Linked DNA regions of Homo sapiens: region 2 is linked to region 1. The links are chromatin contacts, found by Hi-C in ENCODE. All regions are on one chromosome and are shown on one strand. Each heading gives the region's core, a stretch centred on a gene start or an enhancer-like site at or near the end of the contact. The rest is flanking DNA. Distances are from core to core; before and after follow the strand shown. Region 1 has its middle 8.3 kb from the start of PDGFB. Region 2 has its middle 11 kb from the start of MGAT3.

Evidence for each region. Hi-C counts contacts between places; a loop is a spot of excess contacts on that map. Pooled maps may share reads with other maps.
Region 2: a pooled map shows a loop between it and region 1 (2.4-fold over the local background). The contact joins two enhancer-like sites. A Hi-C loop is called at or near these places in 6 of 37 single-sample maps with no recorded cell type and 3 of 50 pooled maps.

What each region holds. Positions count from the first base shown.
Region 1 is chr22:39,250,196-39,256,288 of GRCh38, forward strand. No RefSeq gene overlaps it. Among named protein-coding and RNA genes, the nearest start is that of PDGFB, 8.3 kb to the left of the region's middle. RefSeq lists a silencer at 3,429-3,478 and enhancers at 3,954-4,732, 4,649-4,943, 4,700-4,949, 4,733-5,511. Within about 2 kb of position 3,921, at least 22 of the 41 ENCODE cell types and tissues checked have a DNase peak (open chromatin) inside an H3K27ac peak, as active enhancers do.
Region 2 is chr22:39,443,096-39,449,188 of GRCh38, forward strand. No RefSeq gene overlaps it. Among named protein-coding and RNA genes, the nearest start is that of MGAT3, 11 kb to the right of the region's middle. RefSeq lists enhancers at 3,870-3,919, 4,150-4,339, 5,065-5,973, 5,600-5,649 and a silencer at 4,564-4,755. Within about 2 kb of position 3,171, at least 9 of the 41 ENCODE cell types and tissues checked have a DNase peak (open chromatin) inside an H3K27ac peak, as active enhancers do.

The DNA of each region.
Region 1 (6,093 bases), core at 2,671-5,170:
TCTGCCCTGCAAGCTGGCTGGAATTCGAGTGAAACCGTCCTGGGGTGAGGGGAGCTGGGCCAGATGGGCTGGAGGATGACCCTATCGGGGGTCTGGGCCCCCCCTCCCCACCTTGATGCTTGAAGTCTGGCTCTCCCCAGAGAAGGCCCATCCTGACAGCGTCCTTTGCTGCCTGCCTCTTGGGCCTGGAGTGAGCCCGTCATCAGGACAGCCTCCCTTGCAGAGCATTCACCCTGGGCCAATCGTGCTCTTGAGCTGACAGCCTGAGGAAGGCGGTAGGACAGTGATTACCATTTGACCAGCAAAGAAAGAGAGCCTGGCTGAGCCCTGACCCACTCCTGGTGCTCTGATCTGTTCATCCGGGGGAGGAGAGGAGACTGAGGCTCCGAGAAGCCTGCTGGCTTTCCCACCGCCACCCAGCAAGGAAGCAGCAGTGTCGGGATTTGATCCAAGGCTGTGATGCCGAAGCCCACAGCTTTGCCACCTCCCAGCCACACGATGCCTCCCTGTGTGCCTAGATGGCAGCTGCCTAGCCTTCTTCATGCCATGATGCATACATACAAAATTATACGGACTACATGGAGAGGCTATGCAGGGCTGGAGGCAGTGGGCCCAAGGATTCGGGGGGGCCCCGGGTCCACCCCCACCCCAGAGACAGAAGCCATTTGCTTGTGGTGGGTCCACAGGTGGGAAACGATGGAATAGGTATGGGTTAGCCAGCCCTTTCCAAATCAGGGCATCCTTTCAGTCGCTTTCTAAGAGTTTGACTGAGGATTCTGGAAGGGATGGAGCTGGGAAGCAGAGACGGACAGGCAGTGAGCGGGCACCCCTCTTGGTGGGGATCCCAGCTTGCTAGAGGAGACTGCTTGTAACTGCAGGAAGCATGGTGAGCCTATCAAAAGAATGGGAAGCCAGCCACAGTATAAAAGTCACAAACTTAGGCAGGAGCAGTGGCTCACACCCATAATCCCAGCACTTTGGGGGACCAAAGCAGGCGGATCACTGGAGCCCAGGAGTTGGAGTCCAGCATGGGCAACACAGCAAAACCCCATCGCTACAAAAAAAATAGTAATAATACAAAAATCAGCCTGGTGTGGTAGCGTGCATCTGTAGTCCCAGCTACTCAGGAGGCTGAGGCGGGAGGATCGCCTGAGCCAAGGAGGTCGAGGATGCAGCGAGCCATGATCACACCACTGCACTCCAGTCTGGGCAACAGAGTGAGACTCTGCTTCAAAAAAAACTAAAAGTCACAAACTTTCCACCAGTATTCATAAGAGCAAACTCTGTGTAGCCTTGGCCGTGCAGTTGGGCAGCCGGCTCTGCACCTGTAGGTGCAATAACTCATTTGAGCTGCACGACACGTGGGCATGAGAGGAGCTCTTGCCACCCCCATTTCACAAATGGGGAAACCAAGGTCCACAACAGCTCTGCCAAAGTCAGGGATGGCTGAGGGCAGAGCCAGGACTTGAACCCAGGCAGCTCAGTGCCAACATCCCTGCCCTGCACTTCTCTACCCATCTGCCAGGCAGGCAAAGATGAAAACACACCCGCCCAGTTCACTGGGGCCTCACCCTCACTCACCCATAGATTCCCATGGGCTATCTCTGTGCCTTCCTCTCACTGCTGCCGTGAATTGAAAACTGTACTAAAAAAAAGTACTTTTTAAAAAGTTAAACACTGTGATTTTATATGTTTCAAACTCATACATTAACTCACTGAACCACCCAACAATCCAGGGAGAGAAAAATACGTTATCCCCATTTTACAGGCATGAAAACTGAGTCCTGGGCCTGGAGGAACAACGTCCGCAGCCTCGGTGTCGTCGTCTGTAGAATGGGTATCCAGACACGATCTGATTGTGGGGAGTGTGTGCGGACGTGCATGGCACGCCTCCGGAGTTATCCTCGGGAAGAATTGGCCATTCCACCACCAGCTCACCTCTCTGGAGCCCCCTGCCCTAGGGGGGGCTTACAGGCCAAAGCAGGCAGGCAGGTAGACAGTCGGAAAGACCCAGACGACTGTATAAACACCCTGGGGCCGTGGTTATATAAGTCAATAAGCAAACAGAGGGCAGCCGGCATGAGTGACTAAGAGTCTTAATAGGAACCACCGCAGCCATGGGCATAGTACGTGCTCCCCGGGCACAGATGTGCTCTGGCCATGGGGCACGTCCCTGCTGAAGCCACAGAGTTATCATCGATGGTCCCAGGTGGAAGGGGTGTTCCATGGAGGATGGGCTTTCCTCTGCCCCTTCCCCCTTGGGGCACCAGGGGACCTCCCTGTTCTTCCTTGGATAACGACAGTGCTCACCACGCCCCCTCCCAGCTGTGGGACCCTGGGTGAGTGTGATTCTGGAACCTGTCCCATTTGGTAATGGGGTTAAGCTAGCAAATGAATGAAGGGGGTTGGCACAAACGGAGCACTCCATACATGGGAGCTGTGGTTACCTTCCTCCCACTTGGCTGAGGCACCTGAGGCACAAACCTCATTCAGTCGCACAATCTGCCTCAAAGGGAAGCAAGCGGCATGGGAAGGATCATACCCCTCTTACAGATGGGAAAACTGAGGCTCAGAGAGGGAAAGTGACTTCTCTAACATCACCCTGTTGGTTAGAGGTGGAGCTGGGTTTGAACTGAAGTCACAGCACTCCCAGGAAAGTGCTCAAAGGGAGGGAAGAATGAATTAAGCCAGAAAGACAGATCCCCCCATCCCACCCACCAGTGTGAGTGAGATATTTTCCCATGTGGGATCTGGTGGGGGCGTGCAGGGAGGGTGAGCGTGCCTGTGTGATGCGGTGTGAAGGGCGACTGGGGGGCCTGCGTGCACACAGGCATTGTGGGTGTAAACCAATGTACACTGGCCCGGGAGGAAGGGAGGATGAAAACACCCCCTGGCAGCCAGCAATGTCCCACTCGGGAGACACCCAGGGCGCCGGCCCCAGCCGAGCAGGCTAGAGACCCCAGGCGCCGGGGCTTCCCTTCCCTAAAGACCACCAGTGGGGGAGGGGAGGATGCACCTCAGCCTCCAAGCCTCATCTCCCTGTCCATCCCCCTCCCCAGCTCCTTCCTGTTTTGATGGAAGGAAAATTTTTCAGCTTTTTCCTTCTTTATTTTTCCAGACGGGTGACTCGCTCGGGAAAGGAACTCCCCCCTCCCCAGACCATCATAACACCTATAGGTCCATGCCATCGAGGCAGGCCCATCCTGTTATGCTGAAATAGGCATGGTTATTTTGGGGTGCCTTACGGGGGTGGTGCCCCAGGGGAGGGGACGTGGGGGTGCTCAGCTGCCTTCTTCTAGTCCACGTCCCCCTCCCAGGTTCCTCCCCACCCCCACCCCGTCCTCCCTGCCCGAGTTCTGGGAGGAGGGAAGGAAGCCTGCCAAGCCAGGGTATAAATAACCCAGGTGGTTACTCAGCTCCTGAGAACATGATAACATGAGTCATGACGTGAAATCAACAGGAGCAGCGAGCGCCCGGGCCGCCGCCCCGGCAGGGCAGTGGGCTGCAGGGAGCGACCGCGAGGGGCCGGGACTGCAGTGGGCAGGGCCCAGGCTGATGGGTGAAGCTGCTGCCCTGTGCCTGGTCCCAGGCAGGCCTCTTCCCAGCTCAGACCCTTGGTTTACTCATCTGGCATACACGGGGTGGGGGCTGCCTTCCTTCCCCAGGTCCTCCTGCAGCTGGAGAGAGGAAAGGAGGGCGGGGGTGAGCTCTGAACATCCCTGGGGCCTTTGCCTGTGCCTGACACACAGTGGTGGACAGAACCAGCCCACTGGAACTTCCAGTCCCCTCTCCCCATTTCCAGGGCAGATGGCCCAAGGGGTTCCCTGAGCCTCAGTGGGACTTGCGGGAAGGGAGGAAGGGGGCTTGGACAGGAGCAGGAGGGTCCTGAGCACAGGGACTGCAGAGCCTTCACCCACCAGGGTGGCCCTGAATCCAGGACAATCTGCAGCCTCCTCTGGCGCCCGCTGCAGTGTGGCCTGAAGCGTGGGCACAGAAACAGGACACCCTGGAAGACCTCCGGCCAAGCCAGTGTGACCAGCCCAGGCAGCTTGGCCGGGCTGCTGGCCCATCTCTGGTGCTCGCAGGCCAGGGGGCAAAAGCCAGCGCCCCTGCATCCTCACCCACGTCCTCGGCTCCGGGCTCATCTCCAGAGCATCACAAGCCTGGACCCCAGGTTGCCATGGCAATGGGTTCTGGAGTCTGTGCAGGGCAAGTCACCCTCTCCTGTCCACCCGCAGCTGCTAGGCCTGGTGGGGGGCAGCAGGGCGATGTGTGGGGGCAGGGCCTGTCCTGGTCGTAGGACAAAGGGCGGGGGGCACAGCTGGTGCTGCTGACCTGGGCTGGGAGCTGGGGCATTATCCTCCACGTGGCCTTCAGCAACTTAGTCTCCCAGCCGAACCTCAGACCCCTGCCTGGGCAATGGCAGAGGAGGGGGAGGATAACGCCTGTCCTGGCTATTATGAGGGGCACGCTGCAGAGGGCGTGTTATCAGGAGAGCAAAGACCCCTCTTCCTCTTTGAGGCATCGCCCTCTACACCTTTGGCCTTATCAGAAGGGCAGCACCCCCAGAGCTCGCACCCCACCTCATCTGCCCTGACCCTTGGCCCAGCTTTCTCTCCAGGTGGGGGGTTCACCGCACCCACCGCCCGCGACCCCTGCATGCCCAGACAGCTTGGCATGGCTCAGACCCAGCATTCAACGGGCAGCCTGCCCTCTGGCCCCTCACAAACAATGGGGACTCCAGGAATATTGTCCCGCCCGGGCTGAATCAAACGCTCTAAATTTAGTCTCTCTGATGTGTCCTCCGTTTCCTGCCCCTGCTGCCCTCCTTTCAAGGCGATGAGGTCACCCCGGAACTGCCTGCCCCAGCAGCCAGACCAAGGGGGTTTCCAGGCCCAGGACTGCTCTCCTGCTCTTGGGGAACGGGGTTTCATGGGGACCAGGGGACATGGGCCTTCCCTCCTTCCCACCCTGTGCTGCCTTGCCAGGCCCCCGGGCTGCTGGGCCCCATGGTCAGGGCCTGAGGCAACCCTGTCCCAGCGCTGAGGACCCAGGAACATGCCACCAGCCTGGGATGGGGGAGGCCACGGAGGGAGGGAGCAGTGAGCCCCCAGGGAGGAATCTCGAGCTGAGGGACCAGGAGTTCGGGCTTGTTCTGAGAAACGCACAGTGTCAGAGTCACTCATTCAGAAAGACTGAGAGAGCCTGCCGAGAGCTGGGTACCGGAGACGCGTCCCTGCCCTCTCAGAGTTGACAGTCCAGAGGCAAAAAGGACAATCGGCAAGTAAATAGTAAATGAACAAGAAGACCCCGGTTGTGAGAAAATGTTATAAAGCAAATAAATCAGAGAAATGTGATCACAAACCCTGGGTGGGTGAAGGGTACAAGTTTAGGAAACGGGTCAGGGAAGGCCTCTCTGACATTTGAGCTGAGCCTTGGATGACCAGAAAGAACTATTGAAAGATCTGGGTGGGGCCAGAGGAGGGGTGAGTGGCAGATGCCCCAGGAGAGAAGAAAGTTGTCCAGGAGGGGCCCGTGCACTGGAGGCAGGGGACGGGGCAGGCACAGGGGCAGGGGGACGAAGCCAGAGGCACTCCCTCCCCCAGGGTGCTGAGCAGGGGAGCCCCCTGACTCAGTTTTACAAAGAGCCGTTGCCGCTGTGTAGAGATGGGACAGGGGAGGCCAGGGAGGAGGCTAAAGTCACAAGATCTTGGAACAATAAAAACCAAGTGTCCTAAGTCGTTTGCTCGAAGGCGCCTTCAAGATTTGCCTGTTTCAGCCCTGTCATGAGTCTCTGAGGCCCAGAGAGGGCATGTGTCTTGCCCAAGGTCACACAGTGAGTCAGAGCTCTGCCTGGAAAACCTTCGACCGGAGGGAGTGAGGGGTACCTGACCACCTGAGAAGGATGTATCTTTTTAGGAACACCACGTCTGAGATGCTGTCCTCGGCCTAGCTCCCCCCAGTCTGGAGGCTGTGCTGTCGCCCCATCCAGGCTTCTGTTGGGGTGGGGCAGCCCAGAGATGCCTAGTTCCTGGGGGGTGGGGGCGGTCTGCCCTGTCCCTTCCCTGGTCCCTCCTACGTCCTGCGGGCAGG
Region 2 (6,093 bases), core at 1,921-4,420, 190 kb after region 1:
GTGCTTTGGAAAGCCAAGGTGAGTGGATCACCTGAGGTCAGGAGTTCCAGACCAGTCTGGCCAACATGGCAAAACCCTGTCTCTACTAAAAATACAAAAATTAGTCGGGCATGGTGGCTTACACCTGTAATCTGAGCTACTCAGGTGGCTGAGGCACAAGAATCGTTTGAACCCGGGAGGCAGAGGTTGCAGCGAGCCGAGATCATGCCACTGCACTCCACCCTGGGCGACAGAGCGAGACTCTGTCTCAAAAAAAAAGCATTCTGGAGATGGACGGTGGTGATGGTACCATACAAGGTGAATGTACCTAATGCCACCACACTGTGTGCTAAAAACTGGTTAAAGTGGTAAATTTTGTGTTACGTAGATTTTACCACATTTTTCTTTTTTAAAGTTTGGCTACCCAGTGGATTTGTGCTGACCAGGGCATTGAGACTTCATAGTCACTGGAGCTAATGAGAAAAGATGCGGGGAGACTTTGGCCAGGTGTCGTCCAGGCACTGCCTCAGCCAGGCCTCCCAGGCTGGGTAGGCGTGAACAGAGGATCCTGCAGGGAGGAGCAAGGCCTTGCTTGGCCTCCACACTGGTCAAAGCCACCCGGCCCCAGAGAATCAGCCCCTCATTGGGCACCTCGATTGCTGACTGCCCTGTCTGTGGTGAGAGCCAGCAAGATTTCTTCCTGTTGTTAATTTGATTTTTTATTGGCTCTATGTTTTTTTATATTCATTTTGCAAATTTGCTTTGGTTTGGTTTTGTTTTTTGAAACAGAGTCTCACTCTGTTGCCCTGGCTGGAGTGCAGTGGCACGATTCAGGCTCACTGCAACCTTTGTCTCCTAGGTTCAAGCGATTCTCATGCCCCAGCCTCCTGAGTACCTGGGATTACAGGCGCCCGCCACCAAGGCAGGCTAATTTTTGTATTTTTTAGTAGAGACAAGGTTTCGCCTTGTTAGCCAGGCTGATCTGGAACTCCTGGCCTCAAGTGATCCTCCCGCCTTGGCCTCCCAAAGTGCTGGGATCACAGGCATGAGCCACCGTTCCCAGCATTGCTTTGTTTTTAATGTTGGAGGCAAACATAAACACAAGAGCTTTACACCTAGCTCGGTGTCTGCGCATATTTAAGAAACACTGTGATAAAAATGACTGACGACAACCCCAGAATCCATGAGAATTTTTTTCTTTCTAAGAGCATTAGGATTTGAGTCATGCCATGGTTTGGCTTCTGAATCTGTCTCCCTTGGAGCAGGGTCATCTCTGTGTCTCCGTGGGGACATAGGGCCAGTCTTGAAATTGTTTCCTGAGTGAGTAATGAAGTGAGTGAATGAATGAATGAAGAGCTAGCAGAAGGAGAAATCACTGGGGGGCAGGGTGCAGAAGCAGCAGGAGAATCAGGGAAGTCTTCCAGGAAGAGGCCCAGGCATCCTGGGCCCAGAAGTGGGATCAAGAGTTTGAGGAATAGGAGATGGGGTGGGGATGGGCGTATCTCAGGGTGAGGCACGAGTCCGGGCCTGAAGGGTGCTGAGGGCCTCTGCCTAGTGATGTCACGCCTGGAACCCAGCCTCTGAGCCCAGCTGTCGGGGCGGGCAGTCTAGGGGCAGCCTTCCCCATCAGACCTCTGGGAGTCAGCCCCACAACTCCCTCCCCATGCCACATCCCAGACAACACCTGGTCCTGCAGGTCTCATCTCCTCTTTCCAGCCTCCCATCTCCACCCCAGCCACCATTACCTCCCCTGTTTCCCAGCGCCTCTGCCAGCTCTCCCCACTGCCAGTCTGGCCCCATCTGATCCATCTCAGACCAGCGACATCCAATCATTCCTCCAGCGAATATGCATCGAGCACTTAGTGTGCGCTCAGCTCTGATTGGGAACCAAAGAAAGGCCCTGCCCAGTGGAGAGACAGACAACAAACAAGGAAACCTAAGCGCGTCCTCTGACAGCCAGCAGCAACACGCGCCAGGGGGATAACAGGAGGAATCTGAGAAGGGATCCACGGGGCGCCTTCTCTGTGCCTTCAGGGCCATGGCTCCAGACCCTCTAGCCTTGTCAGGACTGCTGTGAGCTGTGAGTCTGGTCCTAGCCTGGCCAGCCTGGACCAGGCCACCAGCTCCACATGGCCATCACATTGCATGGCAGCACAGTGTGATCTTGGACGAGTCACTTTCCAGTTCTGAGCATCAGCTTGTCCACCTGTAGGATGAGCTTGGTGGCAAGAACACTGCAGGAATCACCAGGGCCCTGAATCCTCCTAGGAGCTGGAGGGTTGGCCCTGTGAGGAAGGAGTGACTTTCATCCCGACCTGATTTAGAAACAGTCTCTCTCCTGCCAGCTGCAGTCAGTGGGGGCTACGTCATACCCCTCATGAGACGGTGGAAGGCTCAAAAGTGATGTGGTTCATGCTGAGACATGGCCACAGTAAGTGTCCCCACAGCAGCAGCCCTTGTTAGAATCCTGCTGCTCCGTTCCCTGGAGACTTTGTCCAGCCGGGGAGGGTCTGCCTGGATTCAGCCGTCTCCAAGCCTCTAATAGTAGTGAAAACGGCTGGTGTTTCTCCGACACAGCCCCTGGGCCAGTGTCACAAGCACCACTCACAAGGCTCGCTCATCCTGCACCATCACTCCAGACCATGCTGGTGCTTTTACTGTCCCTCTTTGGGGGGATCCAAATCTAGGAAAGGCGATGTAACTCACCCAGACCTCCGGTGGGAGCAGGCCTTGTGCCTGGTCCGCCTGCCATGTCACTGTCTCTGCGGTGTTGGCTGGGGCGGCCCCCTGGCCTCCCTCCCAGGCCCAACGCCTGGCAGGGGTGGCTGGAACAGCTGGGGGAGGCGGCCCCTCTCTTCCCTGTGTGGTCCAGGGCCGCTCTCCCCCTGGATTTCCCTCCATAGCTGCTGACCTCCAAGCTGGAGGAAAAGGACATTGCAAGGCCACTTGAGGCCTAGCCTGGACATTTCCTCATCCTAGTGGGCAAAGCAAGTCACAGGCCTGCCCAGGTTGCAGGGAGGGGAAAATGGTGGACATGCTGCCAGGGCCGGGGAGGGAGGGGACCCTGCAGCCATCTTGGCAGACATCTCCCACCCAAGGACCCCAAGCCTCAGAGCCGTCCTTAACTGCTGGCAGCCTCCAGTGGGGCAGGGCAGCAGAGTGTATGGTGATCCCCATGCTTGCAGAAGAGGCCCAGGAGGCTCGAGGCCCAGCTGGGGGTGAGTAGAGGAGGATAAGCGGGCTCTGGACAGGCCCCAGCGTAACCAAAGGCCATTTCCTCCAGAGGCCCCGGCTCTGTCCCCGTCCCTGAGGGTGTTTTCCCGGGAATGAGCTGGGCCTGCTCCTCCTGCAGGTGATAACACTTGGCCCTGCCTGGGGTTTCCGAAAGGCGGAGGGCGCCACACAGCAGCCGCTCCCTGGCCCCGCCTCGGCCTCACAGACTCTGGAGTGCAGCAAATGTCCCCAGACAGTGATGTTCACTGAGGGTAGCAGGGGGGAAACCAGGGTGGATCTTTCCTCTCCTCCAACCCCTAGAGGCCTCGTGAACCTTTCAGTGGCCTCCCAGCACAGGTGCTGCCACTCATTAGCTGCCTGATCTTGGGAAAGTTAACTTCACTGCTTCATGCCTGTTTCCTTATCTGAAAAATGGGGAGAAAGGAAGGGCAGACACGATTGCTCTGTGCCAGGCCCCGTTCTAAGCACTTTGCATCTAGCAACTCATGCAAGCCTCCCAACAGCCCTGTCAGGCGGGGTCTGTTATGACATTCCTCACTTTACAGATGAGGAAATGAAGGCACAGAGAGGGCAAACAAGTTGCCTGAGGTCACACAGTGAGTCAGTGAATCTCGGAGTTGGGCCCAGGTAGCCCAGGTCTGTCTTGTTAGCTGCCATGCCCAACATCACGGCCTGGCGTGACAATGCAGGATGATGCCAGCCCGTGGTCAGTGATGTGGGTTTGCTTCTGTGGTTATCATCCCCGTGCTCTTTCCGGAGCCCGAACTGCACCTGCTCCGCTAGTGCCTGTGCTCCGCCTCCTATTCCTTCCCTTTTCTATACCATAGTGTGGCTGAGGTTGTTTTAAACCTGAATTTGTTTGAGCCCCTGAGCTTTCTAGTTGCAGTTCATTGCACTTCGCAGAGCAACTGGCAGGAAGTGTGTGTGGTGGCCAGAGCTCTCGCCGCAGATGCAGGCCGTGTTAACGGAGCGCAGGGCAGCCAAGGCAGGTGAGAGACCCTTTGTGTGCATCTATGCAAGTCAGGACATGTCGGGGGAGGGCAAATGGAGAGTAACTGGGATGGAAAGGTCTGGAAACCATGTCATAGGAGGAGGCGCTAAAGAACCTGGGAGGAGGCCGGGCGCGGTGGCTCACACCTGTAATCCCAGCACTTTGGGAGGCCAAGGCAGGCAGATAACGAGGTCAGGAGTTCAAGACCAGCCTGACCAATATGGTGAAACCCTGTCTCTACTAAAAATACAAAAAAAATTAGCTGGGTGTGGAGGCACATGCCTGTAGTCCCAGCTACTTGGGAGGCTGAGGAAGGAGAATCACTTGAATCCGAGAGGCAGAGGTTGCAGTGAGCCAAGTTCGAGCCACCACACTCCGGCCTAGGTGACAGAGTGAGACTCCGTCTCAAAAAAAAAAAAAAAAAAAAAAAAACCTGGGAGGAGAAGTGGTGGAGGGACCCTTGCCAAATGTCTGGAGGACCGCCGTGCCAATGAAGAAGCTGGCTTGCTCTGCCCAGTTCCAGGCAGCGGGTTCTAGGGTATCTAACAGCCAAAGTGGTCACATAATAGAGTGAGAGAGTGAGCGCCACATCACAGGACGTGTGTAAGCAGTGGCATGAGACTGGGGCCACAGGAGATGACCTTGAAGCCCCTCTCCTCACCCAGGTCACAGGTGTGAGGCCCAGTGGAACCATATTTGGCCAGTTCCCCAGCCTCAGAGCATGCTTGAGCTAAAGGTCAGTGGCTAAGCCTCCTACCGCCAGCAGGAGACCCTGTGGCCGATCCCAGATTTCCTGAGTGAATTTCTCTCTTCTTCCAGTTCTACTCGCTGGCCCAGGTCCAGCTGGACAGCCTGGACCCCTGAACAGGGCTTCCAGCAGCACCCTGGTTTATTTAAGTTTCAGGCCATCAAAAGGACCAGAGTAACCGCTGGCCCCTAGCTGGCCACCTGGGGTCTGTGGTTTTCGGGTTCCGACAATCACAAATAGACTGGATGTTCCCAAGGTCGCCTCCCAGGCCCAGCCCCTGCCCACCTTCCTGTGGCTTTGTGGCTGCCGAGTGATGACTCGGCCCAGGGGCCGTGAGGACAGAGGCTGAAACTCCCTGACAGGCCTGGGGACCTGAAGTTGCTGTAGGATGGACAGGCCAAGAGTCAGTGTGGCTGGGCCCACGCCCCCACCTCTGAGTTTCAAGGCCCCTTCACCAAGGCAGGTGCTGGGTGTGGAGGAGAGGAGGAGGGTGTGCTGGAGTCAGGAGAGGGGCTCTGCGTGGCCTGACACCACCCCTGTCTGGGCCTCGTGGTTCCCAGCCCTGCCTTCCCTTCGGTGACCCTGTGGAATGTCGTCCTGTGAGTTTGTGGGGAGTGCCTGGCAGGGCTTGTGCGTTCGGGGATGCACCCTGTGTATGCATGTGGGGCGTGTCTGTGTGAGAGTGCATGCATGTATGTGGCACTAGGGTGGGGAGCCTTCCAGTGGGTGCACACGCAGGCTGATGGGGACTTGCTCCGTGTGCACGGAGGGCCTGGGTCTCCATGTGCCAGGCCTGTGCACACAGGTGTGGACATGTCTGCTTCCCTCAAGGGCCCCGAACAAGGAGATGCCAGCTGGTGACACTGTTGTGGCTCAGTGTGTTCCCCTGAGGTCTCCAGCCTCCAAACCTCACTCTGCTAGGCCACCCTCCTAGGCTGGCCACAGGCTACAGTGGGTTCACCTGCTCAGCTTCACCAGGTCACTCAGTCTGACTCTCAGCATCTGTTGCATTCCTGCAGCTTAGAGCCATCCTTGGCTTGAACCCCCTTCTTCACAGCCACCCCCAACACTTTCTGGCTATGCCTAGCCCCTCCCTTAAGTGCACCAGGCACTCCTTTCTGCACCATCCCCGCTGCCCCTG